2 separate regions of the Homo sapiens genome follow, and region 2 is linked to region 1. The links are chromatin loops, found by intact Hi-C in ENCODE. Cell type or tissue: IMR-90. All regions are shown on one strand. Each heading gives the region's core, and the rest is flanking DNA. Links, peaks and the distances in the headings are about the cores only.

Region 1 (8,334 bases), core at 242-8,241:
GGCACACGCCACCAAGCCTGGCTAATTTTTGTTTCACCATGTTGGCCAGGCTGGTCGGAAACTCCTGACCTGAAGTGATCCGCCCGCCTTGGCCTCCCAAAGTGCTGGGATTACAGCCGTGAGCCACCGCACCTGGCCAAAGATGCCTGTATCTTAACCCTGGAATCTGTGAATATGTTATTAGGTTGGTGCAAAAGTAATTGCAATTTCTGCAATTAAAAATAAAGGGGGAGGGGCAAAAACCGAAATTACTTTTGCACCAACCTAGTACGTTACATGGCAGGAGATAATTCAAGTTGTTCACCAGATGACCTTGAGATGAGGTGTTACCCTGGGTGGAATGAGCCAAATGTAATCCAAAGGGTGCTTAAATGGGAAAGAGGGAGGCTTAGCAGTCAGAACAGAGAGATGGATAGAATCATGAGAAAGACTTGACTATCTATTGCTGGCTTGGAAGTTGGAAGGGGACCATGAGCCAAGGAATGCAGGACACCTCTAGAAGCTGGAAACGACAAGGAAATGGCCTCTCCCCTGGAGCCTCTGGAAGGAAAATCCTTCTGACACCTTGATTTTAGCCCAGGGAGAGCCATTTTGGGCTTTTTAATTTTTTATTTATTATTTTTTTGAGACGGAGCCTCACTCTGTCACCCAGGCTGCAGTGCAGTGGCACAATCTGGATTCACTGCAACCTCCGCCTCCCAGGTTTAAGCAATTCTCTCCTCAGCCTCCCCAACAGGTGGGATTACAGGCACGTGTCACCACGCCCGGCTAATTTTTTGTATTTTTAGTAGAGATGGGGTTTCATTATCTTGGCCAGGCTGGTCTTGAACTCCTGACCTTGTGATCCACCAGCCTCGACCTCCCAAAGTGCTGGGATTACAGGTGTAAGCCACCATGCCCGGCCCCCCCTTTTTTTTTTGAACTTAAAAAATTTTTTGTGGGTACCTAGTAGGTATATATATTTACAGTGTACATGAAATATTTCAATACAGACATATGGAGCATAATAATGACATCAGGGTGGGCCAGGCATGGTGGTTCACACCTGTAATCTCAGCACTTTGGGAAGCTGCGGTGGGTGAATCATCTGAGATCAGGAGTTCAAGACCAGCCTGACAAACATGGTGACACCCCAACTCTACTAAAAATACAAAAATTAGCCGGGTGTGGTGGTGTGCGCCTGTAGTCCCAGCTACTTGGGAGGCTGAGGCAGGAGAATCACTTGAACCCGGGAGGCAGAGGTTGCAGTGAGCCGAGATCGGCCCATTGCACCCCAGTCTGGGCAAGAAGAGCAAAATTCCGCCTCAATAATAATAATAATAACACCAGGGTAAATGGGGTATCCAATATCTCAAGCATTTGTCCTTTCTTTGTATTACAAACAATCCAATTATTATCTTTCAATTATTATTTTTTCTTTCTTTCTTGTTATATCCACCTGAATTTAAATCTTTCAGTTATTTTTAAATGTACAATAAATTATTGTTGGCTGTAGTCACCCTGTTGTGTTGTCAAATACTAGATCTTATTCATTCTAACTACATTTTTATACCCATTTACCATCCCCATTTATCATCCTCCCCATTACCCTTCCCAGCCTCTGGGAGTTCAATTAATTTTTTTTAGCTCCCAGAAATAAATAATAACATGTGAAGTTTGTTTTTCTGTGCCTGGCTTCTATCACTTAACATAATGACCTCCAGTTCCATCCCTGTTGTTGTAAATGACAGGATCTCATTCTTTTTATGGACAAATAGTACTTCATTGTGTGTATGTACCATACTTTATTTATCCATTCATCTGTTGATGGACACTTAGGTTGCTTCTAAATCTTGGCTACTGTGGATAGTGCTAACATGGAAGTATAGCTACCTCTTTGATATATTGATTTCCTTTCTTTTCTTTTCTTTTTCTTTTTCTTTTTTTTTTTTGAGACAGAGTCGCGCTGTGTCTCCAGGCTGGAGTGCAGTGGCTCGATCTCAGCTCACTGCAACCTCCGCCTCCCAGGTTCAACTGATTCTCCTGCCTCAGCCTCCCAAGTAGCTGGGACTACAGGCGTATGCCACCACGCCTGGCTAATTTTTTGTATTTTTAGTAGAGACGGGGTTTCACCGTGTTAGCCAGGATGGTCTCGCTCTCCGGACCTCGTGATCCGCCCCTCTCAGCCTCCCAAAGTGCTGGGATTACAGGCATGAGCCACTGCGCCCAGTCTTGATTTCCTTTCTTTTGGGCATATACCTAGCAGTGAGACTGCTGGATCATATGGTAGCTGTATTTTTAGTTTTTTGAAGAACCTCCAAACTGTTCTTCATAGTGGTCGTACTAATTTATATTTCCACCAAGAGTGCGTGAGGTTTCCCTTTCTCCACATCCTCACCAGCACAAGTTATTCCCTGTCTTTTGGATAAAAGCCATTTTAACTGGGGTGAGATGATATCTCCTAGTAGTTTTGATTTGCATTTCTCTGATGGTCAGTGATGTTGAGCACCTTTTCGTGTATCTGTTGGCCATTTGTACAACTTCTTTTCAGAAATGTCTACTCAGATCTTTTGTCCATTTTTAAATTGGATTATTAGATTTTTTTCCTATTGAGTTGTCTGAGCTTCTTAATATATTCTGGTTATTAATTCCTTGCTATTTTGGACATCTGATCTCCAGAACTATAGGATAATAAATTTGTGTTAAGTCACTGAGTTTGTGATAATTTATGACAGCAGCAATAGGAAATTAATACACCCCTTGTGATAAAAAAAATCTTGAAAAATGATGTTTCTGATCACAAAATAAGGCTGGTCTTATTAGGTCTGACCTGATTATATACATAGGTGCAACAAGAACATTAATTTATCACACAGACCTTAAAAATTTGCTGGAAATGGGCCAGGCACGGTGGCTCACGCCTGTAATCCCAGCATTTTCGGAGGCTGAGGCAGGTGAATCACCTGACGTCAGAAGACCAACCTGGCCAACGTGGCAAAACCCTGTCTCTATATAAATACAAAAATTAGCCAGGCGTGGTGGCAGGTGCCTGTAATCCCAGCTACTTGGGAGGCTGAGGCAGGAGAATTTCTTGGACCTGGGAGGCGGAGGTTGCAGTGAGCCGAGATCGCACCACCACACTCCAGCATGGGCGACACAGTCAGACCCCATCTCAAAAAAAAAAAAAAAAAAAGATGGTGGCCAGACGCTGTGGCTCAAGCCTGTAATCCCAACACTTTGGAAGGCCGAGGCAGGTGTATCACGAGGTCAGGAGTTTGAGACCAGCCTGGCCAATATGGTGAAACCCCATCTCTACTAAAAATACAAAAATTAGCCGGGTGTGGTGGCTCATGCCTGTAATCTCAGCTACTCGGGAGGCTGAGGCAGGAGAAGAGCTTGAACCCAGGAGGCGGAGGTTGCAGCAAGTTGAGATCACACCACTGCACTCCGGCCTGGGCAACAGAGCAAGACTCTGTCTTAAAAAAAAAAAAAAATTGCTGGAAATTTTCAGAAGGAATCTCAGACTGGACTTTACGTTTTGCTGAATTCCTGTTTACTTGAGCAAATATCTAAGATTTGGGCGCCTGCCAAGAAGTGGCCTTCCTTACTCATCTGTAAGCTGTGCCCCAGGACCATTTTTCTGAGAGGGCTTTGAAAGTGCTGGCTCCATGAAAGCCAAATGTGTTTCCTCAGAAAGACTGGTCATACTTGATTAAATAAGCAACATTTTCAAATATGACAAGGCAAGGCCTTGGTTGCAAAGCCAATTTTTCCAATTATAGTCTGGTGAAAAGGACATTTATAACAAACCTATGCAAATAACTATACTGCCATTCAGCAAAGACCCAGTAAGAGTTTCTGGAAGAGGAGGAGGAGATGGGCCTATGAGAATGAGATATTTTTATTTTTACTTACATATTCATTTTTTAGACACAGAGTGTTGATTCTGTCATCCAGGCTGGAGTGCAGTGGCGTAATCATAGCTCACTATAACCTCGAACTGGGCTCAGGCAATCCTCCTGCCTCAGCCTCCCGAGTAGCTAGGACTACAGGCACATACCATTACATCCATCTAATTTTCAAAAAATTTTTGTAGAGACGAAGTTTTGCTATGTTGCCGGGTGGTCTCAAACTCCTGGACTCAAGCAACCCTCCTGCTTCAGCCTCCCAAAGTGCTGGGATTACAGGCTTGAGCCACCGCGCCCAGCCTGGAATGAAATATTTTAAAATGGTATCTTAGGCTGACATTTTGATTTTATGATTAGCCATCATTTCTCCCACTACCTTCATGCATTGCCCCGCCCTCAGCTCCAGGGCTGAAACAACTCAGCAGCTCAAGCAGCATTTTTCCTTCTTTTTTCTAATAAGGATACGCCTATCCTCATTCCTTACACTGAAATTCACTGCTGAGTGGCTGTGCTATTTTTCTTGTTATTTTAACACATTTCAGTATATAGGGTGTTTTTGTTATTGAAAATTGCCCAAAGTGATTTTCCTACTAGTTATTTCTACCTTCCAGTAACCTAAATTCTACCTTTTCAATTTGGACCCATTACCTCTTTGAAAACCCAACTTGGAGACTATATGGTTCATGTAAACTTGTTTTTGAGGCAAAGGGATGACCAGAAATCTAGGACAATTGGCATCAAAATAATTAACAATAGCAATGGATTACAAACCACAGAATAAAATACAAGTCCATGAGTCCATACTGACATAAGTGAATGGGGAGAAGGGAAAGCTCTTCCTTACAGTAGATTGACAGCTAATAAATACAAAAGGAATGATGTTAAAACCAGTAGGTGCAAGTTTAATGAGGAACATAGTCTCAAAGAATATCCTCACTAATTGGCCGGGTGTGGTGACTCACGCCTGGAATCCCAGCACTTTGGAAGGCCGAGTCGGACAGATCACTTGAGGCCAAGAGTTCGAGACCAGCCTGGGCAGCATAGCAAAACCCCATCTCTACTGAGGCGGCAGGATTGCTTGAACCTTCGAGGCAGAGGTTGCAGTGAGCTGAGATGGGGCCTCTGCACTCCAGCCTGGAGGACAGAGCCAGACTCCATCTCAAAACAAAGAAACAAACAAAAACACAAAGAAAGGCTGAAAGATGATTTCAGATTAAAGGAGACTAAGAGCAGTGTATGATCCTGACTTCGATGCAAGATTGGGAAAAAATTGCTATAAATGACATTACTGGGACAGTGGATGAAATTTGAAAATGGGCAATGAGCTGGATGTGGTGGCTCACACCTGTAATCCCAACACTTTCAGAGGCTAAGGTGGGCAGATCGCTTGAGGCCAGGAGATCAAAACCAGCCTGGGCAACAAAGTGAGATGGCATCTCTACATAAAATTAAAAATTTGCTGGGCGTGGAGGCGCGTGCCTGAGGTCCCAGCTACTTGGGGGGCTGAGGTGGGAGGATCGTTTGAGCCCAAGAGGTGGAGGCTGCAGTGATCTATGATCACCCCACTGCACTCCAGCCTGGGCAATAGAGCAAGACCAGGAAAGAAAATGGGCTATGGGAGGTTGTGCCATTGCACTCCAGCTTGGGCAACAAGAGTGAAACTGTCTCAAAAAAAAACAAAAAACAAAAAGGTGGGGGGGCTATGGATTAGATAATTCTATTGTATCAATGTTCGATTTTCTGATATTGACAACTGTAAGATAACGTCCTCACTTTTAAAAGACACACTTGAAATATTTATGGGTACAGGTACACAATGTTTCCAATTTACTCAGAAGTTTTAGGAACACACAAGCACATGCACACACACACACACACACACACACAGAGGAAATGATAAATAATGTAGACAATTGGTGAATCTGGGTAGAGGGTATAGGAAGTTCCTTGTATCATTCTTGCAACTTTTCCATAAGTTTGAAATTATATAAAAATAAATTATAACAAAAATGGTTGACCAGAAACTTTTTTTTTTTTTTAGACAGAGTCTTGCTCTGTCACCCAGGCTGGAGTGCAGTGGCACGATCTCTGCTCACTGCAAGCTCTGCCTCCCGGGTTCATGCCATTCTCCTGCCTCAGCCTCCCGAGTAGCTGGGACCACAGGCACCTGCCACCACGCCCGGCTAATTTTTTGTATTTTTAGTAGAGACGGGGTTTCACCGTGTTAGCCAGGATGGTCTGGATCTCCTGACCTCGTGATCCGCCCTCCTCAGCCTCCCAAAGTGCTGGGATTACAAGCTTGAGCCACTGTGCCCGGCCAACCAGAAACTTTTAATTTCACCCCACAGTGCTAAAAATATTCCTAAACTATGAGTCTACTTTCTTGGTTTGGTAAACACTCTCTAAGAAACATAACCGTAGCTCTCTGAAATAATTAAGAAATTCTTCAAGATCCTAAATCTTCAATAACCATTTATGCATGATGAGAAAAAGTTAGTAAATTTAATTTTCCATATAACCAAAACTTATTCCTTTAAGTCATTCTTTTAGCAAGTGTGTGGGAAACTTCTATGTACCAGATACACTCTAGGTGTTGATCCCTGCACTTGTGGAGTTTATATCTAGCAGAGAGAGAGAGACAACAATAAATGTAATTAATAAGTAAATTATATACTGTAGGATAAAAAATGATAAGTGCTGGAGAAGCAGCAGAGCAGATGATGATAAGTGCAAGGGCAAGGGAGGTCGGGCTGGGCTGCAATCTCAAATAGGGCCTTCTTGTGGAGAAGGCCTTTGAGTATAGGCTTGGAGGTGAGGGAGTGAGCTGTGCAGATACTCTGCCTAAAGGCTCTCCAGGCAGAGGGAACAGCCAGTGCAGAGACCCTGGGGTAGAAGTTGCCCAGAGTTTCAAGGAGCAGTAAGGAAGCCACTGTGGCTACAGTGAAGTGAAAAAGTAATATTTTAGCTCAAAATCCTCCACTGCCTTCCCATTTGTCTCAAAAATCCTCGCAGCAGGTTTTAAGGTCCTACAGACCTGATTTCACTACCTTTCTGATTTCACCTCTTACTTCTCTTTTAAGTTCATAAACATTTTTATTTATTAATATTGGAACAAAAATATCTTTTAAAAAATGCATTATTGGCTGGGTACGGTGGCTCACGCCTGTAATCCAGCACTTTGGGAGGCCGAGGTGGGCAGATCACCTGAGGTCAGGAGTTTGAGACCAGCCTGGCCAACATGGTGAAACCCTGTCTCTACTAAAAATACAAAAATTAGCTGGTCGTGGTGGTGCATGCCTGTGGTCCCAGCTACTCAGGAGGCTGAGGCATGAGAATTGCTTGAACCTGGGAGACGGAGGTTGCAGTGAGCCAAGATCGCGCCACTGCACTCCAGCCTGGACAACAAAGCGAGACTCCATCTCAAAAAAAAAAAAAAAACAGTCTCACTATGTTGCTCAGGCTGAAGGGCAATGGCTATTCAGAGGCATGAACATTGCACACTACAGCCTCAAGCTCCCAGGCTCAAGCAATCCTTCTGCCTCAGCTTCCAAGTGCCACTGGTGTGCATGACCACACCTGGCTTTAGTTGAGCAAGTACTGAGCACCTTACATATGTTAAAACATACTACAATTCATCCTGGTGTAGATATTAAACTCCCTTTTAGAAAAATGTATGCATAGTGAATGATATATTTACATTTAGGTCAAAATGCTTCTGAAGAAATCACTATAGAGTATTAAAGTGTATCAGGAATCATAAATAGGTATTACTAAGTTTGCATGTCAAAGGTCAGCTTTATACACTTAATAGGAAAGTAGCCTCAAATTCATCCTAAGTTTTGGCAGCCAGCCTCCAAGGTGGCCCTGATGATTCTCACTTCATGGTATTCTAGCCCTGGGTAGTCTCCTCCCATACTGAAGAGGGTTGACCTGTGTGGTCAATGAGATACTGTGGAAATGGAGTCTTCCTATTCACTTTGTGGGGGAAGCCAGCTACATGAGAATATTCAGTATATGCAGAAGTCCACTTGCCTAGGAAGTGAGGTGTAGTCATGCACGTGAGCCACCTTGAAAGCAAATCCTGCAACCCTAGTCAAGCCTTCAGATTACTTTTTAAAAAAAAAAAAAAAAAGACATGGTCTTCCTCTGTCACCCAGGCTGGAATGCAGTGGCACAACCACAGCTCACTGAAGCCTCAACCTGTCGATCTGCTGGGCTCAAGCAGTCCTCCCACCTCAGCCTCCCGAGCAGCTGGGACTACAAGTGTGTGCCACCATGCCTGGCTAATTTTTAAATTTTTTTGTAGAGACGAGGTCTCACTATTGTTGCCCAGGCTGGTCTTGAACTCCTGAGCTCAAGCGATTCTCCTACCTTGGCCTCCCAAAGTGCTGGGATTACAGGTGTTAGCCACCGCACCCAGCCTGCAACCTCTTAAGAGTCAGAATCA
Region 2 (8,334 bases), core at 35-8,034, 75 kb before region 1:
GGGAACGATAAAGGCCATCAGGAAAGAAACCAAATTGTTACAATGTATTTCTCTACAAAGTATGGGGGGGGGTGGCCCTTTTTCTACTCATTTGAATTTTCCAAATGTCCTATAGTGAGCATGAATAATTTTTTTTTTTTTGAGACAGAGTCTCGCTCTGTTGCCAGGCTAGAGTGCAGTGACGCAATCTCGGCTCACTGCAACCTCTGCCTCCTGGGTTCAAGCGATTGTCCTGCCTCAGTCTCCCAAGTAGCTGGGACTACAGGCACATGCCATCACGCCCAACTAATTTTTGTATTTTTAGTAGAGATGGGGTTTCACCATGTTGGCCAGTCTGGTCTCAAACTCCTGACCTCATGATCCGCTGCCTCGGCCGCCCAAAGTGCTGGGATTACAGGCATGAACTACTGTGGCTGGCCCCTTGAAGCTTTTTCAGACCTTGTCCTATGTACCTTTTCTTCTGGTTGTTCATTTGAATCCTATATAATAAACCAGTAATTTTAAAAATCATTTGTTTATTTATTCATTTTGAGATAGGATCTAGCTCTGTCCCCCAGGCTAGAGTGCGGTGGCATGACCACAGCTCACTGCAGCCTCGACCTCCTGGATCAAGTGACCCTCCAACCTTAGCCTCCCAAGTAGCTGGAATTACAGGTGCACACCACCGTGCCCAGCTAATTGTTTTTTATTTGTTTGTTTGTTTTCACAGAGGCAGGGTCTTGCTATGTTGCCACGGCTGGTCTCAAACTCCTGGACTTAAGCGATCCTCCAGCCTTGACCTCCCAAAGTGCTGGGATTACAGGTGTGAGCGGCTTTAGCTTCTTAACGTTTTAAAAATCAATCACCAGCTGGGTGCGGTGGCTCTTGACTGTAATCCCAGCACTTTGGGAGGCCGAGGTGGGTGGATCACCTGAGGTCGGGAGTTCGAGACCAGCCTGACCAACATGGAGATACCCCGTCTCTACTAAAAAAACAAAATTAGCCATGCGTGGTGGTGCATGCCTGTAATCCCAGCTACTCGGGAGGCTGAGGCAGGGGAATTGCTTGAACCCAGGAGGTGGAGGTTGCAGTGAGTCAAGATCGTGCCATTATACTCTAGCCTGGGCAACCAGAGTGAAACTCTGCCAAAAAAAAAAAAAAAGAAGGAGCAGCAGCTAAACCTGCAATGCAGTATTTTCCCTCCCACTCCCCAAATTTGTGGGTGCTTCATTAAAAAAAAATCTGCCTGGAGGAGAGGGGAAAGCCTCAGTTTAAGAAAACCAATCCTAAGCCACCAACTCCAAAACATATATTACAGTTTAAAGGATATTATAACAATATCTTTTGAAGAGCTCTTGCTATATTTCAGGCACTGAGCTAGCTTTGGGGCTAAGAGTCATCCAACCTGTAAAGTGGGCAACGTGGCTCCCAACTTATAATGACCCGACCAATGCTCAGAGAGGTGATGTCACCTGCCCAAGGCCACCTGGCTGGAAGTGGAAAAACCAGGTCCAGAGCTCTCAAGAAATTTCTACCCTTGCCTACATTGCCTCAGTTGAGGATGAAAAGCCTTAAGGCACGCGTGTATAGCTGGTGTGATGACCCCCTCCTGCCCCCACTCGCCCCAGGCTCCACCCCAAAAGCCTCCGGCTGAAGTTTTGCTCCCATTTTGGTTCATATGGAAAATGTGAACTCTGGTTGGCTCGTTTGAAACTTTCTTCCCTGCAGACAGTCTGGGTGACTGAGGTGCGTCATTTCCCAAGGAAGCCTGGTGTGCCTGCCCCACAAACTCATGCGGTCACTCCTTGAGTTCCAAGCATTCCAGTGACCTAATTTCAGTGAAAGGCGTGGGTTCAGAAAGGCTCAAGGGGCTGGTGTGTGTGTAAGCCCTCCAGCCCTCAGCAACATCTTGGGAAAAGGGACAGGGACACAGGGACAGGAGCAGACAGACTTGGTTAGGAAGGCTAGGCTGTAGCTTTGCAAGAAGTAACACAATTGAGAGGCTATCTCCCCTCCTGCCTGCTATCCTTCCCCATTGTGAACAAAGGTAGGAGAATTTCTCATAATCTAGCTACCTTTGGAGACATGGACTGTAGCTCTATAAGCAACTGTCTCTTTCCCGTCACACTTCAAATAATAAAATAAAAAATACAGGCCAGGCGTGGTGGCTCACACCTGTAATCCCAGCACTTTGGGAGGCTGAGGCGTGTGGATCACCTGAGGTCAGGAGGTCGAGACCAGCCTGGCCAACATGGTGAAACCCCATCTCTACTAAAATGCAAAAATTAGCTGGGCATGGTGGTGGGCACCCAGCTACTCGGGAGGCTGAGGCAGGAGAATCACTCGAATCCGTGAGGCAGAGGTTGCAGTGAGCCAAGATTGCACCATTGCACTCCAGCCTGGGCGACAGAGCAAGACTCTACCTAAAAAAAAAAAAAAAAAATTAAAATGACAATGAAGGCTGGGTGTGGTGGCGTATGCCAGTAATCCCAACACTTTGGGAGGCCCAGGTGGGAGGATCACTTGGGCCCAGGAGTTCAAGACCAGCCTGGGCAACATAGCAAGACTATCTATTTTAAACAAAAGAAAAAAGAAAGAAAAATTAAAATGACAAGAAGATACCATTTTCACCTAGTAGAAAAGTACAACATTTTAAATCTGATCATGTCATGTCAGTTAATAAGAGTGTGGAGCTTGGGAGACTGAGGCAGGAGGACTGCTTGAGCCCAGGAGTTCAAGATCAGCCTGGGCAGCACAGTGAGATCCTGTCTCTTAAAAAAAAAAAAAAAGTGTGGGCCGGGCGCAATGGCTCACGCCTGTAATCCCAGCACTTTGGGAGGCCAAGGCAGGAGGATCATGAGGTCAGGAGATCAAGACCACGGTGAAACCCCGTCTCTACTAAAAATACAAAAAAAAAAAAATTAGCCGGGCACAGTGGTGGGCGCCTGTAGTCCCAGCTACTCGGGAGGCTGAGGCAGGAGAATGGCGTGAACCCAGGAGGCGGAGCTTGCAGTGAGCCGAGATCGCGCCACTGCACTCCAGCCTGGGTGATGGAGCGAGACTCCGTCTCAAAAAAAAAAAAAAAAAAAAAAGTGTAGAGCAATTTTCTACCACTAGTAGAGTAAAAATTGGAGAAACTTCATAAGCAAACAATGTGGTATTATTTCATAAAACTAAAGATGTGATGACTACCTCATGATTCAGCAATTCCGCTGCTGGGTATGCATGGCAGAGAAACTCTTCTGTGTTCACTAGAAGACAGCAACAAGAATGGTCCTAGTAGCATGAAATAGCAAACAACTAAAAACAACCAAACGTCCATCAACAGCAGAATGGTAGCATATGGCGTATTCCTATGATGGAGGGCTACAGAGAAGCAAAACAGAGTAAACCACAGCTACACATACCAAAATGGTGATTGTCACAAACAAGGCAGAGTGCCAAAGTCAAAAACACGCAAGAAGAAACAAACTGTTAGGGAGATAAATATATGTGGCAAAACCATAAGGAAAAGCAAAGAAATTATAAATATAAAATTCAGGATAGTGGTTACTCCTGGAGGGAAAAGGAAGAAGGAATATAATCATAAAGGGTTTTAAAAGTTTCAATTATGTTCTTTTCACGATCTCGGCTCACTGCAACCTCCACCTCCCAGGTTTAAGCGATTCTCCTGCCTCAGCATCCCAAGTAGCTGGGATTACAGGTGTGTACCACCATGCCCGGCTAATTTTTGTATTTTTTTTTAGTAGAGATGGGGTTTCGCCATGTTGGCCAGCCTGCCTTGGCCTCCCAAAGTGCTGGGATTATAGGCGTGAGCCACCATGCCGGGCCTTTTTGAGAAAGGGTCTCACTCTGTCACCTAGGCTGGAGTGCAGGGGCATGATCACAGCTCACTGCAGTCTTGACCTCCTGGGCTTAAGTGATCCTCCCACCTCAGCCTCCTGAGTAGCTGGGACCACAGATACACACTACCACTCCCAAGTGATTTTTAAATTTTTTTGTAGAGGTGGGGTCTCCCTATGTTGTCCAGGCTTGTCTTCAAACTCCTGGACTCAAGCAATTCTCCCACCTTGGCCTTCTAAAGTGCTGGGATTACAGGTGTGAGCCGCCATGTGTGGTCTTTTTTTTTTTTTTTTTTTTTTTTTTTTTTTTTTTTTTAGAGAGAGGGTCTTGCTCTGTCACCCAGATATAGTGGCACAGTCATAGCTCACTGCAGCCTTGAACTTCTGGGCTCAAGTGATCCTCCCAACTTGGCCTCCCAAAGTTGGGATTATAGGCATCAGCCACCATGCCCAGCCTGATGTTGTATTTTTTAAGTAGGTGGTGAGTACATTAATATTAATTGTTATTCGTGTGTGTGTGTTTGTACTGCTTTGTAGGGAATGATGTATTTGTGATTTTTCTTTCTTTCTTTCTTTTTCTTGGCGGGGAAGGAGTCTTCCTCTGTCACCCAGCCTGGAATGCAGTGATGCAAATCTTCGCTCACTGCAGCCTCCGCCTTCCGGGTTCAAGTGATCCTCCCACCTCAGCCTCCTGAGTAGCTGGGACTACAAGCACGTACCACCATGCCTGGCTAATCTTTGTATTTTTAGTAAAGATGGGGTTTCACCATGTTGGCCAGGCTGGTGTTGAGTTCCTGACCTCAGGTGATCTGCCCACCTCAGCCTCCCAAAGTGCTGGGATTACAGGCATGAGCCACCGTGCTCGGTAGTATATGTAATTTTTCTCAATCTATTTTGTATATTATGAAAAAGAACCCTATCACCAGCAATAATATATTGATACATTAATACCTATTGATAATTTTTAGTGCAGAAGATCTGCACTCTGGTCCCAGCTCTGCCACTGACCAGCTGGGTAACCATGGGCAAAGCACAGTCTCTTTGACCCTTAGTTACTTCCTTGGTGAAATGGGAACAAAAGCCTGGCTCTGCTGTCCGAAAGGAGTATTGAGTAGCGCCAGCAAGATCATGTATGTGTTGTGTTGTAAACAGTGGAGTCCTGAACAATTGTCATGATGCTAACAAAGAAGGAATACAGTGGCTAAGAGCAGGCATTCTCAGCTCCCAATTCCTACTGCTTCGCTTTCTTGCTGTGGCCACTGGGCAAATCACTTCACCTCTCTGAGCCTGCACAGCCTCAGTGATGGAGATGATAATCCAAATCTCACAGGAGTTTGGGGAGAACTGTCAATATCATGGAAACCAAACGCTCAATATAGTCAATGGTTTCTTTTTGTTTGTTTATTTATTTATTTATTTATGGATAGGGTCTCCCTGTGTCGCCCAGGCTGGTCTCAAATTCCTGGCCTCAAGTGATCCTTTCACCTTGGCCTCCCAAACTGTTGGGATTATAGACCTGAGCCACCGTGCCTGGCCTTGTAATAAAATGGTGACCACAAATGTGACTTCTCTGGTTCTCTATGGTGCATCCAACCAAATTCAGGTCTCCAGGCAACAACATCACTTCCCTCACCAGAAACAAAGTATCACTGCCCGTTTTGGTGAGAGATGTCTGCCATTGTCAGAAACCCAGACATACCAAGGAGCTTCCTCCCTGCCCACCCATTTTCCCAGGGGCCATGACAGCAGCAGCAGAAGCAAGGACCTTTCTCGGCCCCCACCTCCACCTCCAGGCCACAGCATCTCCCCTGAAGTCCAGATCACATGGACTCCAGCCACACCATGCCTCTCCCAGCTCTGGCATCTCTGAAGAGGGGTGGAAAGAGAAAAGCAGACAGACAGACTTATGACCCAATCCCAGCCTGTTCCAGAGACCACTTTTGATCACAGCTGATTGGACCAGGGTGGACATGTGACCCAAAATGAGCCAATCAGATTCTCTCTTGGGAATTTAGAATGGAGACCATGGGGAGCTGGGCTGGATAGAAGATGGGGGAAGATAAATCTGCAGGCCAAGGGTCCTGAGGCTGGAGTCAGGCTGCAGCCTTTACCAAAGCCAAGGAAGGTTTTGGGGGAATAGAAAAGCCAAAGGTAAACAAAAAGCAGGTCTGTAGAGAGGGGCAGGAGAATGGAGCAGAGAAAGAAGCTGAGGGAGAGGAACCACCTGTCCTGGGAGAGGAGAATGAAGGAGGCTTCCAGGCCAGGGAATACTCCTTCCCATCCCTGTATGTCCATGAGCGACCTTCTATCCAGGAAACCTCATTTGTACCAACTCATGTTTTCCCAGCTGAGCCAGTTTACACGGACACAGCAGCCTCTGAGAAATGGTAGTAAGACAAGGAACTTTCTTCTTCTTCTTTTTCATTTTAAGAGGCAGGGACTTCCTCTGTTGTCCAGGTTGGAGTGCAGTGGCATGATCATGGCTCTCACTGCAGCCTCGATCTCCCAGGTTCAAGTGATCCTTCCACCTCAGCCCTCCAAGTAGCTGGGACTACAGACACAAGCCACCATGCCCAGCAAATTTTCAATATTTTTTTGTAGAGATGGGGTCTTCCTGTGTTGCCCAGGCTGGTATGGAACTCCTGGGCTCAAGTGATCCTCCTGCCTCAGCCTCCCAAAGTGCTGGGATTAGAGGCTGAGCCACTGTGCCCAGCCAAGACAGGGGACTTTTGGTTCCTTCCCACCAACCAATCCCTACTGTGGGGTCCAAGTCCTTTCACCTCCTGGGCCCTTCTTCCTCATCTGTAAATTGGGATAATGACATCTTTCACCCAGAATTGTGATGCGGCTTCAATGAAGTAGGGAGAACATGCCTAGCACAGTGGCTGGCACACAGCAGGTGTTTTTTTAATTTTTGTTTTATTTTTCGTGGTTTTTTGTTGTTGTTGTTGTTGTTTTGTTTGTTTGTTTGTTTTTTGAGACAGAGTCTCACTCTGTTGCCCAGGCTGGAGTGTAGTGACCCAATCTCAGCTCACTGCAACCTTTGCCTCCCAGGTTCAACCTATTCTCCTGCCTCAGCCTCCTGTGTAGCTGAGATTACAGGCATGCACCACCACAACCGACTAATTTTTCTATTTTTAGTAGGGGGTTTCACCATGTTGGCCAGGCTGGTTTCGTACTCCTGGCCTCAAGGGATCTGCCCGTCTGAGCCTCCCAAAGTGCTGGGGTTACATGCATGAGCCACCGCACCTGGCCAGCAAAAGCTGGCCTCTTACAAAAGCAAAAGCTGGCCTCTTACAAAAGCTTCCTATCCAGGGCTCATTCAGCCTGCAGGAAGATCTGTTGCCTCCACTTTCTGAGGGCTCTTTAACTAAGTGAGTCATAAAACCTTGCCAGGAACAAAAAGGATGTATGGGTTTAATGTGTCCTTAGAAGCCAGTCTCATCTTTTTGGAAGAAAAAAATAAGGCTCTGTGATAAAAAGATTTGTTGCAGTAGAATACATCCCCCACACAGTAATTTGTGGCTGTTCTTTCTGTAGAAGCTGTGTACACAGATGAGTGAGCTCTGGATGGAGAAATCACTCTGCACAAATCAGGACAGGGCTTTATATTTTACAAAATGCACCCACAGGTGTTATTTCATCTCATTCTCTCTCCTGCATGGGACCTCCTACAGCCTCAGTTTTCTCCTCTGCAAAAATCAGGGTATCAAGTCTACCTCCCAGAGATATAATGAGGATTGGATAGAATACATGTGGGAAGAATCTGGAAAGTTTCTTTCTTCTTTTTTTTTTGAGACAGAGTCTCACTCTGTCACCAAGGCTGGTGTGCAGTGGGGCAATCTCGGCTCAATGCTACCTCCGCCTCCCAGGTTCAGGCGATTCTCCTGTCTCAGCCTCCGGAGTAGCCGGCCACCACGCCTGGCTAATTTTTTTATTTTTAGTAGGGATGGGGTTTCACAATGTTGGCCAGGCTGGTCTCGAACTACTGACCTCAGGTGATCCCCCACCTCGGCTTCCCAAAGTGCTGGGATTACAGGCATCAGCCACCGCGCCCGGCCAAATCTGGAAAGTTTTAACATGGGTATGGGTGTGTGTGTACGTGTATGCATCTCCCCCATCTCATGCTCTCTCTTTCTACCTGTATCTGAGTGCCAGTTTTAAAATCTAATCACTGTCTTGAGGTGTAAGCAAATCAGTCTTGCACCTCAGTTTCTCTAATCATAAAATCTGGAAAATGAGCAGGGCATGGTGGCTCACGCCTGTAATCCCAGTGCTTTGGGAGGATGAAGTGAGATCACTTGAGGCCAGGAGTTTGAGACCAGCATGAGCAACATAGCGAGACCTCATCTCTCCAAAATATTTAACAATTAGCCAGGCATGGTGGCATGCATCTGTAGTCTTAGCTACTTGGGAGGCTGAGGTGGGAGAACTGCTTGAGCCCAAGAGTTTGAGGTTACAGTGAGCTATGATGGTACCACTGCACTCTAGCCTGGGCAACAGAGTGAGCCCC

What was found. A loop is a pair of places that touch in the nucleus more often than their neighbours do. Peaks named below come from ENCODE experiments on the same cell type or tissue, not always from the same donor. Only the 100,000 strongest peaks of a DNase experiment are listed, where the experiment ranks them.
Region 2: it touches region 1 in a loop (2.9-fold over the local background); 7 of 110 quality-filtered maps call a loop at or near these places.

The regions. Positions count from the first base shown.
Region 1 is chr1:23,270,027-23,278,360 of GRCh38, forward strand. No RefSeq gene overlaps it. Among named protein-coding and RNA genes, the nearest start is that of LINC01355, 11 kb to the right of the region's middle. In IMR-90, for the core only: no CTCF peak of the experiment used is centred there; a DNase peak (open chromatin) is centred at 3,595; H3K27ac peaks cover 135 bases.
Region 2 is chr1:23,195,317-23,203,650 of GRCh38, forward strand. All of the region lies in intron 1 of HTR1D (5-hydroxytryptamine receptor 1D), which reads right to left. Among named protein-coding and RNA genes, the nearest start is that of HTR1D, 18 kb to the right of the region's middle. In IMR-90, for the core only: a CTCF peak has its summit at 3,105; DNase peaks (open chromatin) are centred at 1,765, 3,245 and 7,175; H3K27ac peaks cover 984 bases.